2 separate regions of the Homo sapiens genome follow, and region 2 is linked to region 1. The links are chromatin contacts, found by Hi-C or POLR2A ChIA-PET in ENCODE. All regions are on one chromosome and are shown on one strand. Each heading gives the region's core, a stretch centred on a gene start or an enhancer-like site at or near the end of the contact. The rest is flanking DNA. Distances are from core to core; before and after follow the strand shown. Region 1 overlaps SH3RF1 (SH3 domain containing ring finger 1). Region 2 overlaps SH3RF1 (SH3 domain containing ring finger 1).

Region 1 (5,361 bases), core at 2,087-4,586:
TCAAACCCAGGAGGCAGAGATTGCAGTGAGCCAAGATCACGCCACTGCACTCCAGCCTGGCGACAAAATGAGACTCCGTCTCAAAAAAAAAAAAAAAAAAAGAGAAGGTAATATATGTGATAACCAGGTAAGAGTTAGTGTAATTTCTGTAAACTAATTGTGTATTGAATACTCTACTTCATTACTTCATGCTGTTTCTAATATATGTGGAGTGTTAAACTTGGTTTAAGTTTTTTGTTTGAGTGTTGGGAGAAAGAGACATTATTATAAAAATATGTTGTTTTGATTTTGAGGGAGATAAAACCTTTGACAGAGAATAGGATGATTGAATGAAATGAGGTGCTGGAAATTCATTGAATTAGTTTGATTAAAAGAAGATGCACACCTGAAACGTAAACTACAGTACTCGGAACCTTTGGGAAGCACCTGAGGAACAGTGCTGCAGTCTTTAGAAAGTAACTCTGTTTTCATCATATTCTCTGTGGGATTTGTTTGTTTTGGTTTACCTCATCTCATTTGATAATCCACCAGGAAGTTTTACTTACCCTTGAGTTCTTTTTCCTCAAAGTTTAAATGAGGTTAAAATGAGTTAGAGTTAGAGGGAGTGAAGAGAGACGACTGGTATTTTTTGAATGCCTTCGATGTGCCAAGATTATGCCAGGCGCTTTCTTCATAGTAGTCCTGTGGGATAAAAAGTTTATTCCCGTTTTGTAAAAAGTAATTGCTGAAGGTCACATAGCTAATTAGTAGTGCAACCAGACTTTAAAACCCTATCTGTTTAGTACCAGTGTCTGCGTTATTTTCTGTAATGTGCTTCTAAATACATAATTTTGTAGAATCACAGATCTCTAGTATCTTGTAGGGAGTATGGAAGAGAAGATAAGAAAACTACGGAGATTATTCAGTCATTCGTTTCACAGTTATTTTTGTGTACCAGATACTGTTCTAGGTATAAGTGTATCTTCAACCAAACAAGCAAAACAGCTTACATTCTTTTCTATCATTTAAATATTCCATACACTTACAGAAGGAAATTCTTGTTTCTGGTAGGGATTGCAGAGCAATTAGAACAGAATTCCAGGATTTTTTTTTTTTTTTCTTGAGACAGGGTCTGGCTCTGTTGCCCAGGCTGGAGTGCAATGGTGCCATCTCAGCTCACTGCAACCTCTGCCTCCCAGGCTCAAACCATCCTCCCACTTCAGCCTTCCAAGTAGCTGGGATTACAGGCGCACACCACCGTGCCTGGCTAATTTTTGTATTTTTGGTAGAGGTGGGGTTTCACCATGTTGCCCAGGCTGGTCTGGAACTCCTGGATTCAAGCGATCCACCAATCTCAGCCTCCCAAAGTGCTGGGATTACAGGCATAAGCCACCGTGCTTGGCCAGTTCTGGGATATTTTTATTTGCTCTTTCAACTACAAAGAGCAAGATGCTTTGAGTTATGAGTTGATACTCTGTGATACACTTTAGCAGCTATGTGAATGTGTGGCTTACTAAATAACAGCATGTTCTTAAGTGTTTTCTGTGAGACGTTTGGTCAAATAATTTTGGAAAATGCTTGTTTAGCATTTTCTTAACAATAAACAGGTTTCTTTGCTGCAGAACTTCTCAGAGCCCTTCCATGCTTACCATAGACCTTTTTTTCTCCAAGAGCTGTCTATCCCAAATAGTGTTCAGGAGGATATACATTGCTATCTAGATACAGAATGCTATGTCTTCTTCCTTTAGATATATACATTTTAAATTGTTTTCCTGCTCAGAAAGCACACAATTGCCAGTTTTTTAAAGTTTCTTTTATTGAAGACCACCTCAACATTTATAATGGTAAATTTATTAAGCTTTACTTTAGGTACAAAGTTTAAGTATCTGATGACAACAACATATCTAAGGGATTCAAAGGGGTTAGGTTTTCTTTTTGTCATAAGCTATTTCTCCACTTTTCTTGAAGTTGCTAGGTAAAATTATTGTGTTATTTCTGTAGAAATAGGGAGGCAGGCTTGGAATTAACTGATGCTTTGGTTTCTGAAGGTAGGTATTTACTACCCTTGTGTTTTCAGAGGTTCAGACAATTGTCACTGTGTTATTAACCCAAATACTAATTATAAGCTAGCTGTAAGCTGAAGGTTTTTATTCATTATACATTGTCCTTTAAAAGGAACCACATCCCCTCCTTCAGATGAGATGGTAAATTGAAACAGTGCTGCCCAGCCTGGACTTCATTTCTCATCCACAGAGGCTCACTGTTTGAGGCTTTAAAATTTGTACTCTATTTGCCTTGATATGTGGGCACAAGAGAAAAATAGAGAGGGCTGAGAGTCAAGGTTGACCTCATACCAAGAACTAGCCTCCTACGGAGGGAGGTAAACATTAAACTGAAGCATCAGGATAAAGAAACAGTTTATGTTAGGGCCAAAGCACTAACACTATTCCTTGTCTTCCCGGCACCAAGAACACGAAGTAGGCCCTTAATAAATATTTGCTGAATAAGTACTTCCATTGCAACTCAGTATCTATATCCTGAGGTCAGAGATAACTGTAAATTTGGGGGAGTGAGATTTTTTTTTTTTAAGCTGACAGCATTGTCTCTCATTTAATTCTCACAACATTATGAGATACTTTTTCATTTTGCAGATGGGTAAAGGGAAACTTGAGAACATTAGATACTGTGTCCAAAGACTCCTCTCTCATAGCTGTCAGAGCTGGGGTGTGAACCCAAGTTCACTGACTCCTGGTACAGGTCCTTGCAGTTTGGACCAAGTATCCTGTGCTACTAGGTTTCTCTACTTGCCTCTGTAGCGACGACAGATGGGTTTTCTGTGTTAAGACCTCATCCCCAGGATTTTTAATAGTAAATCTTTGACTTACATTGGAAAAAATAAAATCAACATATGATTTCAACTGGGAAATCAGAGCCTCAGGAGAAGTCAATAGTGTTTTCTCTGTGACTTCACAGGAAGTTACCATGGAAATGATTATGGTATTATGAATACAAAATTATAACTTTGACTGGGAAATAAGCTGCCTAAAGAGACAAAATGCTAAGGAATAGCAAAGTTGTTGTTATGAAAGTGGCTTTTAGATTTGAGATGAACACACTTAGCAACATGAAGTCTAAATGCCTGGTCTCCTTTAGCATTCCTGAAACATCAGTGTTAAATTATTCTTTTAACTCTCCCTGGTTTTGTTACTACTTTCAGAACTTGTTGAAAGTAAAATAATTCCCATGTGTGCCTATGTGTTTTTAGTTTGGCAAATATTGTTTTTTACAGATCCTCCCTGCCCTAGCCCCGCTCTAATCCCTTCTTCAAAGTATTCCCAGTGGAGATAAATTGTTTCCTGGTTTTGCATCAACAAATTCCCTGCAGAATAAGTATTCGTCAATTGTTAAAGCCAGCTCTGGCAGTAGATGGAGAGGCCGTGGTGTTTTTCTGATAGAAACTTTAATTCCAAATTTCATTGTTCCTGCTACTTTTCACTAAATTTAATCCTTTTAAAGATGTTAATTTTAAAAATATTGATCGTATATTTTAAATTTTATCATAGAAAAGGTTTTTTTCAAATTGCCAGTAATCAGAAATGGTGACAATACTGTATTATTGTTTGCCATCTTAATTTCTTTATATTTGGAATCCTGTTGTGTTTTTAAAATTTATTTAACTGACATTGTGTCTGACTGGCTCGAGAGCACACTGAAGACTTCTGTTCTCTTACTGCTGTCATTTTACTTTGAAAGGGCCAAGTATTCTAGACAGGGACCTCATAGCTGTTCTGACCCATTAAGCTCTAGAAACTTACCAGTTTACTCATCTCAGTTGGGATGGACTAATTATTCTGGAATCTGATATACCTGTCTCACCAGACTACTCTGGTATCTAAAGTATCTTCCTAATCTGTGATTGGGAAGAGAAGAGTGAATAGCCGTGGAACTTTCTGTTAAGTAGAAAGATTTTTAAATGGTAAAGGGAGCACGTAGTTGAACTGTTCACAAATATATGTGCCAGTGTATCACATAGTAATACATATGATACATATGAAAGATTATGTAAGGTATATGTAAGTTATGAAACTTGTTTTTTTCCTCACATTATGTTTCTGATTCATCCCTGTTGTGAGCTGTGGTTCATTCTTACTGAAGTAAATACTTCTTTTTTCTGAAGTAAATATTTATTTTCTAGTGTTTACTTTGACTCATGGGTTATTTAGAAATGCTTTAAAATTTTCTAACTGTGGAGATTTTATTTTTATATAATTGATTTTTAACTTAATTGCATTGTGATTAACGGGCATGGTCTATATAATACCTATTGTTGGAACTCCATTGAGACTGGTTTTGTGGCTTAACATATAAACAGGTTTTGGAAATATGTATGTGAAAACAGTGTGTACTTTTATTTGGCATTACTACACATGTCCTCTGCATCAAACATATTTTAGAATCTCTGACTATATGATGGGTTCATTAATTTCTTCTGTGTTTTTATTAAATATTGCTCTATACATATTTGAGGCTATTTTAATAGATATTTAAATATATGGAATTAGTATACTTTCCTGTTAAATTTACCGTTGTGTAGGTACTCTCTTTATTCCTTTTTTTTGGATGGAGTCCATTTTAAAATGATACTGATGTAGTACATAACTTTATTTAGGTTCATATTTGCCTGGAATATTTTCTCATGATGTCGATCTTTTATGTCTTTATGTTTTAGGTGTGCCTCTTATAAAGAGCATACTGCTTCATTTTGTTATTGTTTTAAAATACATTATAATATCTAATTTTTAACTGGTAGATTAATTTACATGTGTCGTGCTTGCTGAATGTTTGATGTTGTTACTGTCACCTTACCTTAATATTTTATTTATATTTGTCACACCTTTTTATCCATTTCGCTTTCTCTTTTATTGTCTTTCTTTTTAAATTGTTTGAATTTTGTTTGTTTTCTTATTCCCAGTGGATTGGAAGCTGTGACAGAACCTCCTAGCTGCTCTCAAAAATGTATTAGTCTCCTCTGTTATTTATTTATTTTTTTTTTTTTGCGCATTCACTAAGCCACATTTTCCAGGACCATTTGCTGTTATACATACTGTGTGACTGAGATCTAACCAGTGGGATGTGAACAGAAGTGACTTTTACCATGTTGGGGCCAAGGCTTTTAGGGAGTGCTTGGACCTCATCCATGCCCCTTTTCACTTCTGCTCTCTGGATGCACAAGATTATAAGACCCTAATGGTTGGTGAAGCCACAAGATGGTAAGAACCCGAGTCTTTGAACGTCTGTGTAGAGGAAAACCACCTGCCAACCAAACATTAGACTGTTATGAGAATGATGTGTTAAGCCACTGAAATCTGGGGGTTTGTAACA
Region 2 (4,852 bases), core at 1,796-4,295, 48 kb before region 1:
TGCTTATGAATACGTCAGTCCATCAGCACGTATTTATTCTCTGTCCCTGAACTGAAGGTCATCGTTTCTTGGCAGCATTACTAGACATACTGGGATATTAAGCCAAAAAAATAGAATAGGTTGGTTAAAGATAGATTGAGGCAAAAATTGATTCACAGTTTGATACTTAAAACCAACTTTCCTGGTCAGTTGACTATTATCTGGCAATCAGGCAGAGTTGCTAATTATTGGCACCCAGGTGCCAGATGGTAGGGAGTAATTAGATTACAACTATCTTATCTATCAGTAGCTTTAGAATGAGAATAGTAGCAATTTTCATAGCCCTTTTCAATGGTCATGAAAACATTTTAAAAGCTGATCCTATGGAATATTGTATATCTGACTCCAGAAAGTAAATTTTTGACACATTACCTTGGGGAAAAATATGTGACAAGATATTTTATAATCTTGAAAGAGAGAAGTAATATTTTAGCAACTCTGTGTCCTGTTTGTTGCATCTGGGTTAGCCATGAATGAATTCATTCTGTTCTCAAAGAACTTGTTTTGCATTGATATCACTGTTTGAAAAAGTAAGCTGTGATAGAATTCATAAGCTGGAAAACTCAACATGCTATAAAATGTGAAAACGCAGGCCCTCTTAAGTGCAACCTGAAACAAGAGTGAATTGCCTTTACCTAGCACATCTCACGTGGTTCTTGAGTCGCTGCGGAACATACCAGAGTCCTCGCTCTTGTAGGCACACCACCTATCTTTTATAGGCTTCAACTGAAAAATACACTTAGTTGGCACAAACACATGTATGATCAAAGGTGATCTGAATAAAATATAGTTTTGATTGATGAATATGCAAGGCTTTTCTTTAATGTTTGAAGGAAGAATGATATCACAGTTTTGTTAATAAAATAGAGGTTAAAGAATGGAATTGTTTCTAGTAGGCTGCGCAGCCCTAAATCAGTCAAAAGTAATGAAGCAGTTTTCTGAAACAGATTGGGTTTCCTTACGAAGGAAGCCACCTTTGTTCCATGTCACTGATGCATTCCTTATAGGTGAGGTCACTCTGCATTGCTGATATCTTCCTCCTTTCATAAAAGGGAGATGGGGACCGCTCCCAGTGCATTCCATTTCTCACAATCCTTAAAATAAGGCTTAAATGTACCTGTCCATTAAAAGCTTTTGAAGGACGAAAGCCAACCTCAGAGGCTTTGTGAACCATGAATTGACAATGAAAGACAGTATGCTTCTGTTTTTCGGATAGCCTGTTTAAGGACAAAAGAACTATTCAGTCTTACATGACTTTCATTTAGTTATAATAAAAGGGATGAGGATGGTCATCTTGTTTTGTGCACGATTTTAAGGCTGCTTGACTGAGATTATCTGAAACAATACTCTTCAGTTATTCTGACTAACAAAGTCACTGAGAGGAATGTGTGTTACAGCGTGTATACATGACTTTACGTGTATTTGTTTAGATATAATGAAATTTAAAAAGTAGTTTCCTACCTTCCACCCTCCCTGTAAAACCTAAAGGGTGAAAGCATTTTGAGGATATCAGGTTAAGCTCTATGTATTGACATAGTCTCCTAACTAACCTTCTGTCCACTTGTGTCTCCCAGAGTAGCTCCCTTGAACCTCAGTTAGTGTGACATGTCACTCTTGCTCAAAACTATGTTATATAATGGTCCATTAGACTTCAGTCGCATAACTGAGTCCTGCCCTTTTCCTCCACCTTATCTCCTCAGCTTAAGTATTCTGCTCCAGCCATACAGACTTTCTTGCTGTTTATCAAACCACCAAAGCCTAGGGCCTTTGCACTTAGTCTTTGCCCTGCCTGGAAGGAAGGTCAGCTTTTACCCAGGTCTCAACATGGCTTGCTCCTTTCCTTCAGTTTGGTCTCTTTTCAAATGTCTCTTCCTTATAAGGGTCTTCTGTGACCACCATATCCAAAAAAGCCCCACCCCTCACTCTACTGCCAATCTTCTAGCCTTGCACTGCTTTGTTTTTCTTCATGGCACTTATGTCTGTCTAAAATCACATTATACATTTATTTGTTTAATCCCTCCTACCCCCATCCCCACTACCCCACAATAGGCAGTAGGCTCCATGAGAACCAGGACTTTGATTAAATTTATTCCTGTCTGTATCCCCAGCAGGTAGAACACTGCCTAGTACATAGTAGGTTCTCAATAAGAATTTGTTAACAAATAAATCAGTGAATGGTTATACTTGATGTATGTTGATGTTACTGAGCACACCTCATGTTGAAAAATATTGCAAATAGGAGAATGACTGTTATTCATTCAGATGTTTAAATTGAAACAGTTTTAATAGATGAGTAAATTAAAGTGTCATATATGCTTATTTGGCAATTCACTTTGTATTGTTTTATGAAGATAAATGTGGAATGATTTAAAAAATAATCTTGCCGCAAGCTTTTTTTTTTTTAAACCCAAGAGATGAGCAGTATGATTCCAAACCATAGCAGCATCTCTGTTTTTAGCTCCCAGAAATGAATACAAATCCTTTATAACTGACAGCATTGGTGTACTTCAGTGTTCATACTTTTAAAGCTACCCAGAACACCAGAAAATGAGAGCATGGAAAGGAATGCTTTTTTATGCATTTCTGCAAATTTCTATGCTTAACATATTCTTAGGAAGAGAAGTGACATTGTTTTTTGTACCTAAAACTGTTTAAGGAGTGGGTGGAAACACCTATTAATCTTGGCTGTGTCGTGACTTGAGCATATTTCCTCATTTGATATAGTGTGGATTCAAATCAGACTTCAGATAATCGTTTTTTTTTCCTTTGCAAAATAATACAACCATATTGTGGGCCGATTCTGTTGAGTGTCTGGAGCCTGATGATTAATGTCAGAGATGAATTTCCTTTTTCTAATATAATCATTGCTGTATGGGTTATATGTACAACTCATTGAAATCTCTCTTTATAAGTCACTCATAAACATGACTGCAGTCATATGCCTCACAGTTACTGTACTTTAATCTGCACTTGCTTCCTCCTACGTATTTACTTAAAGAGTCACAGCTTGCTGGAAATGTATCCTTCCTACTGTTGCTCTGTGTGTCTCCAACGGGGGGATTGGATCCTTGTATGTTTTTTTAACCAGCAGATAATTGTGTGCTTTAACATGCATTGGTACATAATCTGCTTTCCACATAGAATTAGAGAATACCCTTATATCTCCAGTGGAGTGTCTTAGTCCATTTCTGCTGCTGTAACTAGAGACTGGGAAATTTGTAAAAACAAATATACCCCAAATTTATTTCTCACAGTTCTAGAGACTGGGAAGTCCAAGATCAAGGTGCTGGTAGGTTCAGTTATCTGGTGAGGGCAACTCTCTGCCTCCAAGATGGTTCCTCTGGAGGGGAGGAACACTGTGTCCTCACATGGCCCTCTATGGGCAAGCTAGCCTAATGGTGGGTGAAGCCTCTTTTATAAGGGGCTTTATCACATTCACATGGGAGGAGCCCTCATGGCCTAATTGCCTCTTTTTTTTTCTTTTTTCTTTTTTTGAGACGGAGTCTCGCTCTGTTGCCCAGGCTGGAGTGCAGTGGGACGATCTCGGCTCACTGCAAGCTCCGCCTCCCGGGTTCACGCCATTCTCCTGCCTGAGCCTCCTGAGTAGCTGGGACTACAGGCGCCCACCACCATGCCTGGCTAATTTTTTTGTATTTTTAGTAGAGATGGGGTTTCACCGAGTTAGCCAGAATGGTCTCGATCTCCTGACCTCGTGATCTGCCCACCTCGGCCTCCCAAAGTGCTGGGATTATAGGCGTGAGCCACTGGGCCCGTCCCTAATTGCCTCTTAAAGGCCCTACTTCTTAATACCATCACATTGGCAACACCTGAGTTTTGGAGCGGAGCCATTCAAACCATAGCACAGGAATCACCAAAAACAATGTTGAGTAGTTCTATGAGGTCACTGAAAGTAAGCAGTGCACTTCAATCTGGAGTAGCCTTTGTTGTCTGTGTCTGAATAGTCACAAACACCCACCAGGTGAACAGCTCCAAGTTCCAGATTGGGAAACTGGACTGCTCACGTGGATGTTTCCCCTTTTCCTATTACTTTTTTTGAATTTTTTAAAATTTTACTTGAAGTTCTGGGATACATGTACAGAATGTGCAGGTTTGTTACATAGATATACATGTGCCATGGTGGTTTGCTACACCCATCAACCCATCATCTAGATTTTAAGCCTGGCGTGCATTAGGTATTTGTCCTAATGTTCTCCCTTTCCTTGCCTCCCACCCCACAACAGGCCCTGGTGTGTGATGTTCCCCTCCCTGTATCCATGTGTTTTCATTATTCGACTCCCACTTATGAGTGAGAACATGCAGTGTTTGGTTTTCTGTTCCTGTGTTAGTTTGCTGAGAATGATGGTTTCAGCTTCATCCATGTCCCTGCAAAGGACATGAACTCATTCTTTTTTATGGCTGCATGGTATTCCATGATGCATATGTGCCACATTTTCTTTATGCGGTCTATCATTAATGGGCATTTGGGTTGGTTCCAAGTCTTTGCTATTGTAGATAGTGCTGCAGTAAACATACGTGTGCATGTGTCTTTATAGTAGAATGATTTATAATCCTTTGGGTATATATCCACCAATGGGATTGCTGGATCAAATAGTATTTCTGGCTCTAGATCCTTGAGGAAGTGCCACACTGTTTTCCACAATGGTGGAACTAATTTACAGTCCCACCAACAGTGTAAAAGCATTTCTGTTTCTCCACATCCTCGCCAGCATCTGTGGTTTCCAGACTTTTTAATGATCGCCATTCTAACTGGAGTGGCGTATCTCATTGTGGCTTTGATTTGCATTTCTCTAAT

The links. Hi-C counts contacts between places; a loop is a spot of excess contacts on that map. ChIA-PET counts read pairs that join two places held with the same protein, here RNA polymerase II (POLR2A). Pooled maps may share reads with other maps.
Region 2: a map of chondrocyte shows a loop between it and region 1 (2.6-fold over the local background). The contact joins two enhancer-like sites. A Hi-C loop is called at or near these places in 2 of 168 maps with a recorded cell type or tissue (Caco-2 and chondrocyte), 4 of 37 single-sample maps with no recorded cell type and 3 of 50 pooled maps. POLR2A ChIA-PET finds 5 or more read pairs at or near these places in 4 of 52 experiments (GM12878, HCT116, PC-9 and 1 more).

What each region holds. Positions count from the first base shown.
Region 1 is chr4:169,199,291-169,204,651 of GRCh38, reverse strand. The region is part of intron 2 of SH3RF1 (SH3 domain containing ring finger 1); the gene reads left to right. Among named protein-coding and RNA genes, the nearest start is that of SH3RF1, 69 kb to the left of the region's middle. Within about 2 kb of position 3,336, at least 3 of the 41 ENCODE cell types and tissues checked have a DNase peak (open chromatin) inside an H3K27ac peak, as active enhancers do.
Region 2 is chr4:169,247,909-169,252,760 of GRCh38, reverse strand. The region is part of intron 2 of SH3RF1 (SH3 domain containing ring finger 1); the gene reads left to right. Among named protein-coding and RNA genes, the nearest start is that of SH3RF1, 21 kb to the left of the region's middle. RefSeq lists an enhancer at 392-1,591 and a silencer at 2,949-3,243. Within about 2 kb of position 3,045, at least 5 of the 41 ENCODE cell types and tissues checked have a DNase peak (open chromatin) inside an H3K27ac peak, as active enhancers do.